Linked DNA regions of Homo sapiens: region 2 is linked to region 1. A link is a loop called in an ENCODE intact Hi-C map of the cell type or tissue named here. Cell type or tissue: HepG2. All regions are shown on one strand.

Region 1 (8,000 bases):
TCATAACTCACAGGCTGACTTAGATAGTGAAAAGTGTTTCCCTAAGACAGGCAATGTGTTTTCAAAATGAATTGCCATCTCCCTGTCTGTTCTGCGTGGTATTTTATAACTATCTATCTTTGATAACAAAATGCTACAATTAAGGTGGAATCCACATATGCAAACCTAACAATTTTTTGGCATTTCCCATTCATCTTAGAACAGTTGGGCTGAAAGCAGATAGATGCCCCTCCCCCATCCCAGTGCAGGCATGCACACATGCACACACACACTCACTCATAGAGGCACTGAACACTCACTCCACTCACTCCCATTTCTTATTAGCTTTTCTCCTTTGATTTCATCCTGTGATGATTTTGCTTTCTTTGTCCCCTAGAAATTATATTCGTTCTCTGCTAAAGCATAATAGATCATCAGACTTGGAGCTGGAAGGCCCAGGCCTTAGTCCTGATATACCACTTAGCAGTTGCACCAGACCAAAAAGATCTGAAGTTTTGCAGTTGGACGGATTATAAATCCATGACTCCAAGACTCGCCTGCTGTGTGATTGCAGGCAAATTACTTAACCACCCTGAATTTCAATATCCTTATTTTCAAAACTGCATTAGTATTACTGGCCTTCCACGGTTGCTGTGAAGATTAAGTAGACATGTAAGGTGGCAGGCACTGGGCTTGGGATTCCAAACATCTTAGTTTCATTTTCCCCCTCAATCGCTATCTGTCTGACTCTCAAGATTCTCTTCAGGATAACGATTTTTTTTTTTTTTTTTTGAGCTAGGGTCTGGCTCTGACACCCAGGCAGGAGCACAGTGGCGTGATCTTGGTTCACAAGATCTGATGATCCTCCCACCTCTGCCTCCGAGCTCAGGTGATCCTCCCACCTCAGCCTCCCAAGTATCTGGGACTACAAGTGTATGCCACCATGCTTGGCTAACTTTTGTATTTTTTGTGGAGACAGGGTTTCACCATGTTGCCCAGGATAGGATAATGATTTTTAATCTCATGAGATTATTTTGAGAATCAAATGAGAAAATATGTCTAATCATATTCTGAAATAGTAATCTATTTTTAATTGCTTATTTGCTTATTCACTCAATCAACAACAATTTCCTATTAAAGATTTTATTGTTAAGTGATATGGATGATTATAAATAAGAATCAGACACAGAACTTACACTAAAGACATGTTCATTCTCCAGTTACGCCCTGCTCCCCTAGAAGAATATGAAACAAAAATTATAAGTGCTGCTAGCACATTTATGAGGTTGAGCTTCCAAGCAGACACCTTTTAGATGGAGCCACCAGCAAAAGATCCATGATGGATCTGACATTTGAGAAGATGCTTGGCAAAAAGGGAGGAGATGACGGATGAAGATAGTTCAGATGGAAGGCCCAGTGTGAGCAAAGCCACAGCAGCAGCAAAGCATGAGGAAGGTGAAGGGAACCTAGACTATGCTGTGGGGGATCATTGCAGAGTTGTGGTTGATAAGGCTGCAAAAATGGGCTGGGACTCATTTATGGAGGAATTTGGACTTTTACTCTTAGAGATAATGGGGGAGCCACTGCAGCTTTCTGAGTAGGACAGTGATGTTGTCAGAGATTGTTTCCTTGATGATGAATCCAGCAGTGCTAGAGAGGGAGGGTTGAAGTGAGAAGTGGAGGCCCACTAGGAGTGGGTAATGAGAGTTACAGAGAGATGAGGCCCTGATATGGATCAAAGACAGTGAGGATGAAGGAGAGAAGCTTGGCAGGAAAATATTACAGAGGAATATGGTGGGGTATAAGGGACCGTGCTGGGGGTGGGGTGGGAGAGGTGATAAAGGTTAAGGAAGAGTCCTAAAGCCATTGAGGGCTTGGGTAAGGAGAAAAGACATCAGAGACATTTAGAGAAGGAGCTGCTTTAAGAAGGAAGACCCGATTGCTTTTATTTCAGGGATCAGGGGAAGGCAGACCAGTTTTTCTGTGGGGCAGTGTTTCCCAGCCTAGGTACTCTTGATATTTTGGGCCAGACAATTTTTTGTCCTGGGCACTGTAGGATGTGTGGCAGCATCCCTGGCCTTTACGCACTAGGTGCCAGTAGCACAACTCCCCAAGTTGTGATAACATAAATATCTCTGAACATTGCCAAATATCCCCTGAGGGCAAAATCACCCCCAGTGGAGGACACTGTTGTAGCGGAGGTTGTCTCCTCATGAGAAAAGCTGTGGGAGGAGTGGGGGAACTTGAGCTACACTTCCCAGGGGGCTCTGTGGATCTGTTTCAGGAACTTTGACTACGGATGAGAAAGGATGGAAGTTGGTAGAAAGAGGTGGCCTCCAGATGTGCCATCCTGAACTGGCCCCAGGGTGTCCAGATAGAATACCCTCCATTGTCCTCCATATCTTCAGTGAAAGCAAAATGAAATGCTAGTCACGCTGGAATATTGTGGAGCAAACAGAAAGTGTGGTTTTCAAAGTAGGGTAGAACTGAGGCCAAGAGGACCAAGGAGTCAAAATGAAAAGAGGTAGGAGAAAGAGAGACACAGAAATCACAGGCTCCGGGGACTTCCCAGGACCCAGAATCCACATTTACTTCTGTCAAGTTTACCAAAATCTCTGAGAAAAGGGAGATGATAACAATTTGGTGCCTTTAAAAAAATCTCCGCATTTAAATCAGAAACACATTTTCTTAAGCATACAAGTCATTCATTAAAATTTCTCCTAACTTTGAGATCAGTAATGATACTACTGGACAGTCCTGCTAATGAGAGAATCTAAATATTCCCAAGGATATTGAGACAGCTATACAACCTTGGGCAAGTTAGTTACTTTCTCTGGGCCTCCATTTCTTCATCTTCATTAATTCCATCTAAATGGAATTAATAATTTCCATCTCATATCCCTGCTATGAAAATTAAATAAGACATATGAAATGCCTGCCACATAGTAGCCATTAAATTATTGTCTGTGTATCTATCCATCATCTATGTATTTACCTACCTATCTATCCATCCATCTCAATTTAATTTAATTTATGTCTTGAAGAGTAAGAGATTTTAGGCAGGTATGGCACCATTAGTCCTGATGTGTGGTTTTATTGACATTATAATTCTAGAGAGTGCTTCTGGAGATGTCTATTTAAGACATTTGGCCCCCTCAATAAACAGATACCCTGGATCTCAATGATGCCCAATGTCTGTATGAAAAGTGGAAAGTCCATTGAATTACACATATATTTCAGGATTTAGATGTTTGGCAACGTACAGTAGAACCTTCATGTAATGGTTAGCATTTCCTACATTTTTCTGAGTGCTTTATGTCTGAGTTGATATACCAATATTAGCCTTGTTTCAGTCTTGCAAAATAGATTGATCTGACCTCAGAAGTTCCAAGAGACACTGAAAAAGACCAGGAATTCTAGAACTGCATCTTGGTTTGGTTTTTGCCTCCTTTTGAAAATAAGACCTCTTTGCTAAGCTGGTATTAGTTAAATATCTTCCTTTCCTTAACCACACGGATATTGTTTTTCAAAAGGTCTAAAGGGCAGTGGCCTTTGGTGCCTGGAACACTTTTAGAGTATTTAGGTAATCAATACCCTGGTTACTATTTAACCATATTTGAAAGAGAATCAAGTGAGTTCTGTGCAAATCAATGTGTATCTGGGTGAGTTTCCAACATCAGATAGATCTTACAGGTCCCAGCCTGTAGACATCTTTTACTCCAATTTCCTGAATAGATAGCTTTATTCCTTCAAGGTAATATAGTGCGGTGGCTTCTGGCTGAGATGTTTGCTGTTGTTTTCTTCATCTTGTCTTTGATGACTTGTCAGCCTGGGGTAACTGCACAGGAGAAGGTGAACCAGTAAGTGGGCCATATGTCTCTGCAAAACTTGCACGTAGGAATCACCTGCTGGGGAACTAAGACACTTTTATGTTTGCAGCAGAGGCTGTGTTAGAATGGAAAATAACCTCTTTTCATGTTATTACTACTCCTGTGGAGGAGGATGGGACAGTGAAAAGACCGTGCACTTGGAGTCAAATTGGTCTATGTGTAAATCACAGCTCTAATGCTTAGAAGCTGAATAATTCAGGGTAAATCATCTCATCGGTTTGATCCTTAGTTTCCCTAGCTGTAAAATGAGAATAATAATACCTCTTCTATAAGAGTTAATGTAGATAAAATAAGATCCTGAATATAAAATGTACTCAGCTTATAGTAGACACTTAATAAATGACAGTTCTCCTGAGTGGTGCTGAACAGTTAACTTAACCCCTACTTTCTTATCTGTAAAAGAGCATCATAAGAGTGCTGTCTCATAGTTTTGGGGGAGGATAAAATTAGATAATGTGTTCAAAATCACTGTGGGGAAGGCAAAGGACTATAGAGATGCTGGGTCATTTGATTCTAAAAATGACTTTATCTTTTGCTATGGGATAATAGAGGGAGGTGATGTAGTTTCATATGTACATTGTGTTTTACCCATTCTATTTTCTTGAGATTTCCAAGCTTGCTTCATGGGTTTTTTTTTTTTGGTATCTTAATATTAAGTATTTTGTGGAGCCTAAGCAGTCCTTTATTTCACCTTCGGGATAGCTTTAAAGCAATCCCTGTCTCCCAAACATTAAAGATTTTAAATAGAATTATTTAATTCTAATTCTTGATAGATGATGCAATTTTGAATCATTAGTGCTTTTAAATGCTAGAGCAAGTGAGAATTCCTTTAAGTAACAGTTCAGAAGGGAGGAAAGCATTTTTAAAAGCAGTTAATTTGTAACTTGTATTTAAAGGAAATACAATTTTGAAATCAGAAAATTCATCTGTAATAATTAGAAGATAAAGGCAAGAGAACTGTGTAAAGGAAATCTCCGCCGAGATATTCTTAATTATAAAAGCTTATCATTGTAATCCTTTTTGAAAATGAACAAAGAGTCTTGATGTTTGATGAACTTATCAAACAAGACAGACCAGTGAAGGGGCAAATTTCAAGTCAAGGCAAAATGGAACCAATTAAATACTTTACAAAGTGCTGAAGGAGGAAATCATGAGGTCTTTGTATCTAATGCCAGTGTGTCTGACACTGACTTTGAAAGTGAAAAACTACATGGTGAAATGATTTTATTAGGTTCAAATTCTGGCACTGACATTCACTAGCTGTCTGATCTCAGGCAAGTTATTTAATTTTTCCAAGCTTCATTTTCCTTACCTGTACAATGGGAGGAAAGTAAGAACAAAAATTAAATGCATGAAAGTACTTAGATCAATACCTGTTACCTATTACCTAGTAATCATTCAGTGAAAGCTGTCACCAGTGCTGCTGTGTGATTGTTATTGTTATTTTTTGGTATTTCCATTCCCTTGATGGTTGACAATAATCAGACAAAACAAATTTATAATATGCCAATTGGCATGGATCTTTCTGATCAGTCAGAGATTTTAAACTTTATTTTTAAGTAATAGCACTCTTTTTCCCTGCAAAATAAAATTTCACATGAACCCTAACATTGAAAACATATTATATAGTTTTACATTTTAATGGTACACATTTATTTTATAAGTTCATGTTTAACATTTGCTTATTATAAAATCTTAAAAATTTGTTGAGAAAAACATTTTAAAACAATGGTGATGGAAGGAAGTTATAATCTTCAGCCTAAAAATCAGTGGATCTCTATTACATATTTTATACAAATTTATTTTATAAGTTCATGTTTAACAGTTGCTTATTATAAAATCTTAAAAATGTGTTATTTGAGAAAAACATTTTAAAACAATGGTGATGGAAGGAAGTTATAATCTTCAGCCTCAAAATCTGTGGGTCTCTATTACATATTTTATACAAATAACACCTTTCATTATGTGTGTTGCTTAGAAGTTTTTAATTTCAAGTTTCTAATTTGCTTAGAAGTTTTAATTGCAGTTCTTTTAATGTATTGGGATTTGTTTTTTACTAAGAGTGTGATCAACCTTAGTGAATATTCCATATGCTCAAAAAAGTGCATTATTCTGTTGTTCAGTGTAGTTCCAAGTCAATTAAGTCAAGTTGGTTGTTAATGTCACTCAAGTTTTCATCTTGTTCTATTGATTACTGAGAAAAGAATGTTGCAATCTCCAACTGTATTTGTGGATTTGCCTACTTACAGTTCTATCAGTTTTTGCTCCATGTATTTTAAAGCTCTGTTATTAAATACACACACACACACACACACACACACATCTAGAGTTATTCTGACTGCTTGATAATTTACCCTTTTATTATCATGAAAGGCTTCCATTATCCCTGGCAATGGTCCTTGTTCTGCAACCTATTATGTTTATTATTAATACATATAGTTATGCTTGCTTTCTTATGATCTGTGTGTGCATGGCAAATCTTTTTCTATTATTTTATTTTAACTTATATGACTATATTTAAAAATATAATTCATGTGAACATACATAGATGAGGCTTGCTTTAGCTAGTCTAACAATCTCTGTCTTTTGATTATAGTAATTAGACCACTTATATCAAATATAATTATTGATATGCTTGGGTTTGAGTTCACCATTTTACAATTTGTTTTCTATGTGTCCCATGTCTTCCTTGTTTCTATTTTTTTCTTTTTTTGGGCCATCTTTTAGATTTATATTTTTCTAATTCCAAGGTGGTATGGTTCTGTGGGTTATAGTTTTCATCAAATTTGAAAATTTTTGCCATGATTCATTCATATATGTTTTCTGCCCCATACACTCTCATCTGTCTTTCTTATAGTCCAATTACAGAGATGCTAGCCTGCTTGATAAAGTCCCACAGGTCAGTGATGCTCTTTCTTATTTTGTTGTTGGCAGTTTATTTTCTGTTTCATTTTGGTTTCTATAACTCTATATTTATTAATTTTTTGTTCTGCAATGTTTAATCTGCTGTTAAGCCTGTCCAGTGAATTTTAAATTTCAGTTAATATAATTTTCAGCTTTAAATGTCTCATTTGGTACCTTCTACTATCTTCTACTACCCTTCTCATTATCCTCTTAATTCTCCTCAAATATTGGAGCATATTTACAATAACACTTTTAATGTTCTTGTATGCTGATTCCATTATTTCTGTTTCGTTGGTCTTTAGAATTAGGAAGGATTTAGTATCTAGCTTAATCCACTCATGTTGCAGAGCAAGAAACTGAACCTTAGAGAGAGAAGGGGAGTATTCAATAACAAGATAACTCAGATAGGCATTTATGAATACTGGCCAATTTAACCCTTATTACATTCTTCTAAGAGTGTTGATTTTACTATCCATCAATTGAAGGCCAAAATTTTCAACCCAATATTTCCATTGATGAAAAGCAGAATTCCTTAGGGGAATTTAAAAAATGTGAATGAAGACCCCAAACATAGAGGACAACTATCTAAGCTTCTAAAGTTTTTCTTTTTGCTAAGTAGGCCTATAGGCAGTTGATCCTAAAGAAGTTTCAATCATGATGTCCCTTTTTATTTTATTGCTTTTATGGACATCAGAGTATGTTTACCAAAGCATCTTGGGCCAAGGCCATGTGAATATTTTTAATAGTAGTCCAGAAGACTGAAAATTGATATGTATTCAGGAAACATGAATTTTTAATTAATGAAAACAATTGGAGTAGTGGGTGTGACTCAAAAGCGAATCATGTAATATGGAAACTGTTATTCAGGGTAACTAATCTTTAGCAATACTTCAGGTGGCATTGGGTCTGGGCTATGAAGTATAATCAATCTGGGATTAAGTCCTGGCATCACCACGTAGTGGCTATGGAAGTTGCGCCAGTTGCTTAAACTTCCTAAGCTTCATTTTTTGTTTCATCTATGAAATGGAGATAATACATATTTCTTAGAGTTCTTGTCAGGACTTTAGTAAGTTTATATAAAGTACTTATAACAGAACCTGGTACATGGTAAGCCTTTAGAAAATTATTTTTATTACCCTATTTCTCTTTTGTCAGAAATCCTTCAGAATACATCTCAGAATGCTTAAAAAATGCATAGGCTTTGGAGTCTTTGTTGGTTTGAATTCT
Region 2 (8,000 bases), 55 kb after region 1:
AGGGTTGGAAACCCAGCTCTGTTTATTTACATAGCAATGTGGCTTTACTGCTTTGAGAATTATTTTCCTCATCTACAAAATGCAGGTTCCTCAGTGGGTCCTCAGATGTAGACAAATACAGAGATGGCTAACGTGGGCCTGACAGTCTTTACGGAGTCTGAAGGGCAGGTAAACTTTCCATGGTGATCCATCCATCTTCTAGCAAGACTTTGGCCTCTCTGGGGCGCAAAGAGGATCTGGACAAAGAGAATTGTGATGAAGATGATCATTCAGGCACAGAGAACATCGGTAGCTCTGAAAAAAGAGGGAATTATTCAGATCTAAAAATAGTTCATGGAGTAAATGACATTTGAATGGAAGCTTGAGTAGCCTTTGGAAAGATGATGGAAAGGGAGGAGGAGGGGCATTTAGAGTAGGGACAAATATGTGCAAAAGTTCAGGGTAATGGTGCCTATCATGGCCCGGGCACTGAGGTAGGCATGGGGGCAAATGCAGAAGGATGAGATAGAATTATTGCCTCAAGGTGGCTCAATAAAGAATGGTCAAAGGAAAGAGTGCTAGCATTTTTTACCAACTAGTATGTGCAACACATATCTCTTCTCATTTCAAGAATTATTTTGGTTGGAACCATGCAGAAGAGAAAACTGAAATTGGATTAAAGAACCGGGCTTTCAACCCAGGCCTTTTGGACTCCAAAGCTGAAGCTAGCTTTTACTACTCTGACATAGTTGTACCATGTCAAGTGTCTTTTAATAACTCAGCATTTTGTGTTTCTCTGTCTCCCTGTTGCAGGTATTACCAGCAGAGATATCACGACATGTTTTGGAGGCTCCTTGGGCATTCAATATGAAGACAAAATAAATGTTGGTGGAGGTTTATCAGGAGACCATTGTAAAAAATTTGGAGGTGGCAAAACTGGCAAGTGTTTAGTAATAGATCTCCCAAAAAGAGAAGCCAGGCTTTCCTTTGGACACACACTGGGACATGGAAGCTATTTTTTTTCCCAGTTGATTGCATTTTAGTCAATGATCAGACTGCATAGACGCTAAATACCCCAAAACAATGACCTGCAGTGGCTTTATTTTGAATCTACCATGGGCTTAAAATCACCTTAGAAATACCTACCTTTATACGGGGCACCCTCCTAGATTTCAAGGGTTAGACAAAGGTCCAAGTAAGAACTAGAATGAAAGGAATCTGGAAAATGGGCTGTTTGAATGAAGACCCATCATATTACAGTTCAGAGGGAGGAAATAAGGCTGTTGAGAGAGAATATGGTACCGAGTCCAAGCTCAAAGAATAATTATTAGAGAGGGATTGTACAGGAATATTTTATGGCATTTCCTGAACAAGTCAGTTGGGGTGTTCATGTGTTCATTTACTCATCCATTCATCAAACAGGTATTGAGTTTTTTTCCCCAAGTGGGAGACACAGAGGATACAGGGATGATGAAGAAGTTTATAATGCAGTGGGTGGAATAGATATTAATCAGGTTCAAGCTATTCCTATTGCATTAGGTTACCTGTACCTCAGGGCCTTAAGTCAAATTGTTTCTTCTCTCTTTCTATCCTCTCTTCATTTACCTGGCAAATATTCACTAACCTTTGTAGACAACTCACCTTTCTTTCTGACTGCCTCCCACACCCCCTACTGTATAGCTAACTAGTTTCTTTCACTGTGCCCACATTGAGTCCTATAGTAACATCTGTTGTACCTATAGCACCTATAATATTTGATTGAACCTATTCGGCATATAGCAGGCACTGAGTAAATATTTGATGTAAGAATGAATGAGTGAATGAATGAATAAATGAATGACCACCCATTTCCTGTTCCCCTTATCCTCCATGTGGTCTGGGCTGTCCTCTCAGTATTTCTCCACTCCAGAGGATGGGTCTATTTCTGAGTCTTGGTCCTTCCCTTCTGCCTTGTCCTGCTAGCTAACCAAGAAGAGAAGAAGAATGGTAAACATCTAAGGAAAACATGTAAACTTTCTTCCAAATCTCATTAGTGGGGTTTGTCAACCAGTCCTTGGGCTTTTTGGGAAATGAGTTAATGCAGTTTATCCTCTTGATGGCAGAAAGGGCCAGGAAGGCCATGGCTGTGGAAGACATTATTTCTCGGGTGCGAGGTGGCAGTTCTGGCTGGAGCGGTGGCTTGGCACAGAACAGGAGCACCATTACATACCGTTCCTGGGGGAGGTCATTAAAGTATAATCCTGTTGTTATCGATTTTGAGGTAAGTCTTTTCGCAGTTGAAGAAACTCTACGTCCATGAGGAATGAAAGTGAAGCAGACCAGATCATTTCATATTTCTTATTATGAGCCCATCAAAGAACAAGATTAAATGTAATGGCACACTGAACTAGTGGCCTTGCTTGTGCCTGACTCCAGGGAGTGCATGACTTCAGACCCAGGCCACGGGACAGCTGGGATCAGAAACTGATGATCTAGTCAGTGCCTAGTTTTACACTGCTCATCCCAGAAGTTCCTCAGCATTAGGTCACATTAGGCAAATCATGATTTTTATTTATACATAAAACACTTCAAAAATCACATGGGCTAAATTAGGGGGTGGCAAACTTTTTCTGTAAAAGGTCAGATAGTAAATATTTCAGGCTTTGTGGGACACATACAATCTATAATACACAAAGTAGTAGTATTAGTTCTTCTTCTTTCTCTTCTTCATCAAATCTCTTTAAAAATATAAAAGTCATTCCTGGCTCAAAGGCCATACAAAAATAAGCTGTGGGTTGGACTTGGACCCAGGCTGCAATTTGCTACCATCCTCCACAGTTATCTCATCTCTCCATTAGAGGAACCTCTGTCATAGATACTATTCCCTCCCATTAAAAAGATTAGGAAACAGGCTCTGAAAAATCAAGTGAAAATATTTGAGGTCATATAGCTCAGAGGTGGCAATGCTTGGATTTCAGACCTTTGGACTTCGTATCCAGTTCTCACTTCTCTCTATCCTAGCACCTCCATTAAAGCAGTGGCTCTCAGCTACTAGGGGCAGTTTTCCTCCACAGAGGAAATATGGAAATGTCTGGAGATGTTTTTGATATTTTTGTCACCACCCACAGTGGGGCAAGGAGGTGTTACTGGCATCCAGGAGGCAGAGGCCTGGGATGCTGCTAAACATCCTTCCATGCACAGAACAGACCCCACAGCAAAGAAATATCTGGCCTCAAGTGTCAATACTGCCAAAATTGAGAAACCCTGCCTTAAATGCTTAACCTCACAAAGTGTGAAAAATTCTATTTTAACCACAAAGGAAGTGATTGTTCTAGCAGTTGCCAAACTATTTCTGTCCATATGTGGTGTAGTCCATTTAAGAGACTGCATTTCAGACTTTGAAGCAAAAGATCATCATTTTCTCATCCATTTTCTCCCCACCCTTGCCTATTTTTCTACATATATTTAAAATCCCAGATATGGATATAGTCCTCCTCTTAAAACATATGCCTACAGTTAAACCTAGAAGTCTATTCTAACACCCTGGTTTCTGTGAAGAAACAGGTCAGATGGATCAACCTTGATTTTATTTCTTCTTCAATAAGTAAGAGACCATTTTCATGCAACTGTAATTCACATAAGGTTTGAAAATTGATATCATCAAGCTATTAGTGATTTGAGCAAAAACTGTAAAATTGATATCAGGAGTAATACATAAACTTTCATAGGCAAGAGGTGAACTTGGTGTTTGCCTTGAGAAAAACTTCCCTGGGAAGACTCAGGGTCATCATTTGGAGAAGACCACTACAGTCTTTTGGGAAAGAGCCCAGGCTTTGGCAGGATTGGGTGAGAGGGAGGAGAAAGACATAATTTAGGTCATAGCTCAGCTGCTTTTTCAATGTGTGACCTTTGACAAGTTACTTCCCTCACTGAGCCTCAGTTTCCTGCTCTATCACATAGAGATATTTCACAAGACTCAGGAGATCAGAAGTTACTTGGTAAATGTCAGTTGAAGAAACAGGTTCAGCACAATATCTCGAAATTGGCAAATGATAGAGTCCAACTCGAGTCATGTTTGACTGACACTAACATCCTCAGTCTCTTCACAACTCATGTTGCCCCCTGAGAAGTTCGGACTCAATGCATTAAGCCACGGGCAGGCTTTATAGCAGGGAAGTAACACAGCTAGCACTGTGTTTTAAAAAGAGAATGCTCACAGGGAAATAAAGGGTGATTTGAAGAAGAGAGAGATTACAGACAAGGGGACCAGGTAGGGGTTATTTGGAGCCTGATGTTCAGAGTGGAAACAGCATGTTATTCACTTGCATATACCCCAGAGTTCAGCAGTGCTTATTTATAGCAAGTGCTTAGAGTTTGTGAATGTAGGAGTCCTGCTATGTTACGTTTGTGTTATGTTATTTTGTTATGTTGTGTTGTGTGATATATTATTATGCATTATCTTGTGTTGCTATATTGTATCATTTGACCTCTGAGTCTTTTTTCTCATCTGCAAAACGGGAACAAGATCACTGCCAATACCTTTTCAAGCTCTAACGTCCCAAGATCCCTCTTCTCCACCTCTCTCTCCTCTTTTAACTCCACCAGTCCACCCTATGGAGGGCTTCCCCTCTTCCTGTGGTTCCTGGGAGGGAGAGATCTGAGGTGGGGAACTGGATGCAGAGCCCCACTGGAAAGTCAAAGAGAAATTGCTCAATGGTCCTGGCTTTCCCTGGAACTAACAGTCATCTTTGAGAAGGCCAACAGGGCAGCCTATTCTACGCTGACTTCCTAACAATGGGACTGAATTCTCTGAACTTCCAGTAAGTGGTTTTCTCCCCTTGGCTGGGGACCCTACCAGTCCTGATATTACCTGCCTGCTGACCTCAACCGCAACCCCTGACCACAGGCCAAAGTCTGTTTGCCACAGGTCTTTCTGTACACATTTCCAGGAACTCAGACAAAGCTATTGCCAGTGCCCTCAGTTGACTTCTGTTTCCAGGGAAGTGCGACTACCGTAATGTGGCTCAGTCCTACTGCTGACTTGCTCTGGCACAGTCCTACTGCTGACTTGCTCTGTGACCTTGGCAAATCACTTCCCCTTTGGGGGCCTCAGGTTCCTCTCCTTAAAATGAGAGATCTGGAGAAGTGCCTTCCTTTTATGAAGTATTAACATGTATAACATTATAAGCATGCTGAAGATAACCACATATGCATGCAATTTGAAAAACATGGGTTTTTTTTTTTTTTTTACTATTATCACATACAACTAACAAAAATGGTGCTTTATTTTTTGTCATTCTTCCCTTGTACAGTAGTATCTCACATTCAGTACTTCTTTAGATCCTCATAAGAAATCTGGGAATTAAGTATTATTCCCATTTTCTAGATAATGAGGATCAGACTTAGACAGGGGCAGTTAGGCCACATAGCTAGAAAGTGAGTCACATTTACTTAGTTTTACCATGTGACAGGTCTTTCCCCTATATCATCTCCCTTAATCCTCACAATAATCCTGGAGGGTGTGATGACTGTTCTCCCTTTACAGATGAGGAAGGAGGCTCCGTGTGTCATGTGCCAAAGATCACACAGTCGGAAGCAGGGTAGCTGGGGTTTGAAGCCAGGTTTTCCGGCTCCAGATTCAATCCTCCTTGTGCTTCATCTACTACTTCTCAGTCGAGGCAATTGTTTCCCCCAAGGAATATTTGGCAATGTCAGGAGACAGTCTTGGTTTTCACAACTGGAAGGGGGCTGCTGGCATGTAGTGGGTAGAGGCCAGAGACTCTGCTAAACAGCCTACAATACAAGGACAGCCCACTCCTGCCAGTAAAGAATTATCCAACTTGATACGCAATAGTGCCGAAGTTGAAAAACCCTGAACTACGGTCATGTCTGGAATGGGTTGCATCAGTTGTAAATAACTCCCACCCAGCCACATGTAGCTGCCACAGTTACACCATTAGGGAAATTGCTCAGCAATGACAACAACACTACCTGTCAAGGATTTTATTAATTCCTGCATTGAAGGCTGACATTTAAAACACACACTTTTCCTGCTTCCTAAATGTGGTGGAGAGGGCAGATGAGTTGGCACAAATAACTTCTAAGCCCACTTGGGATTGGGAGTGCACAGGTTTCAGAGTTAAGTAGGTGATTCTTGTGAGGAATGCACACATTGCTCCAGGATCACTGTGAGGATTAAGGGAGATGATATAGGGGAAAGGCCTGTCATATGGTAAAAGCTAAGTAAATGTGCCTCACGTCCTAGCTGTGTGGGCTGGGACTTTTAACTGCCCCTCTCTAAACCCGATCTTCATTATTATTTCTTAATAATTGTGTGCTTCTGAGCCAGTCACTTAAACACTGAGCCTCCCTTTCTTCTGCTAGGAGCTGAGGAGTTTAATACCTATGTCACAGAATGGCTGTGAGGATCCAAGGTGGTGGGATAAATTGGGTGTCTGTGTCTGTGCCTGGCATGTATCAGGCCTTCCAGAAGCTTGGTGGCCGGTTCTTGGGCTCTGGGAAGGTAGATAGAGCCCAGGGAGGGGCCCTGTGTTCTTTCTGTGCCCACAGATGCAGCCTATCCACGAGGTGCTGCGGCACACAAGCCTGGGGCCTCTGGAGGCCAAGCGCCAGAACCTGCGCCGCGCCTTGGACCAGTATCTGATGGAATTCAATGCCTGCCGATGTGGGCCTTGCTTCAACAATGGGGTGCCCATCCTCGAGGGCACCAGCTGCAGGTGCCAGTGCCGCCTGGGTAGCTTGGGTGCTGCCTGTGAGCAAACACAGACAGAAGGTAAGGTCCGTGCATCCCCACCCAGTTCCAGCCTGTCCCAGCTCAAAGGGGCCAGTGCAAAAAGGACTTTTGGGGTTCCCGGCCCCTCCTTTTGGAGCTCTCCTAGCCAATACCTAGGAGCCACCCTTGAGAGTTCTGTTACTCACCCATCACATTTAGTGGTTCTTGTGCTTTGTCCTTGCCATCAAGACCTTTTCTCAGATGAGAACTGTTTTTCGCCAAGATGTATATGGACAACAGGATTCATTTCTGGAGGAATAAACTAGTTTCCTAGGGCTACCATAACAAATCATCACAAATTAGGTGGCTTATAACAACAGAAGTGTATTGTTTCAGACCTCTGGAAGCTAGAAGTCCAAAGTCAGGTGTGTTGGCTAGGTTGGTTCCTGCCAGAGACTGGGGGAGTATGTGGTTCAAGTCCCTCTCCTATCTTTTGGTAGTTGTCAGCAATCCTTGGCATTTCTCGGCTTATAGATGCATCGCTCCAGTCTCTGCCTCTGTCTTCGTGTGGCATTCTTCCCTCTATAACTCTGTTTCTCTTCTTATAAGAACCACCAGTCACTGGGTTTGAGACCACCCTAATCCAGCATGACCTCATTTTAATGTGATTTCATCTGCAAAGATCCTATTTCCAAATAAGGTCATGTTCACAGGTAACAAGGGTTTGCCTTGAACATATCTTTTGAGGAAACACAATTAAACTCACTAAAAGAGATAGGTAGTTGTCATTATAGTGTAAGAAGTTATGACTAAAAACAAGGTTTGGGCAAGGAAGGTTTAAATGCAGATAACTGCAACATGAACCAACTGGTACCAGGGAAGAAAGTTATCAAACAAGCATTAAAAGTCCATTGCTTAAAAATGAAGAAGTCTGGGGACTTGGATGTGAATCCCAGATACTTTACTAAGTCACTGTGAGACACTAATTGTTCACATCTTTCTGGGGCTTAGCTTTCTCATCTATGTTCCCTTTTAGCCCCAAGAGTATGCATGTTCCAATTCCTAAGCTCCCACTTTTTCAGGCACATAAAACTGTTTGTATGGTACATAAAATGATGGCAAAATGTATGGACTACCTAATCAATGTACACATTAACCTAAATTGGCTATTGCAATGAAGAAAACACAAAGGGAAAAACAAAGAAGTCTGGATGGGAAATCCAAGGTATTACAATTGACTCCAGAAAACAAAGGGTTGAAGCACAGGGTGGAGGGGGCTGAAGCCATGTGGCTCAATGGCCATGTGAAA

Evidence for each region. Peaks named below come from ENCODE experiments on the same cell type or tissue, not always from the same donor. Only the 100,000 strongest peaks of a DNase experiment are listed, where the experiment ranks them.
Region 2: it touches region 1 in a loop (8-fold over the local background); 2 of 110 quality-filtered maps call a loop at or near these places.

The regions. Positions count from the first base shown.
Region 1 is chr1:56,851,140-56,859,139 of GRCh38, forward strand. C8A (complement C8 alpha chain) reads left to right here and starts at 3,658. Exons shown (of 11, transcript NM_000562.3): 1 at 3,658-3,839. The coding sequence starts at 3,763. In HepG2, no CTCF peak of the experiment used is centred here; DNase peaks (open chromatin) are centred at 1,542 and 3,572; H3K4me3 peaks cover 2,425 bases.
Region 2 is chr1:56,905,875-56,913,874 of GRCh38, forward strand. It overlaps C8A (complement C8 alpha chain), which reads left to right. Exons shown (of 11, transcript NM_000562.3): 8 at 793-918; 9 at 2,082-2,239; 10 at 6,529-6,751. Among named protein-coding and RNA genes, the nearest start is that of C8A, 55 kb to the left of the region's middle. In HepG2, no CTCF peak of the experiment used is centred here; DNase peaks (open chromatin) are centred at 2,867, 3,257, 4,847, 5,837 and 1 weaker place.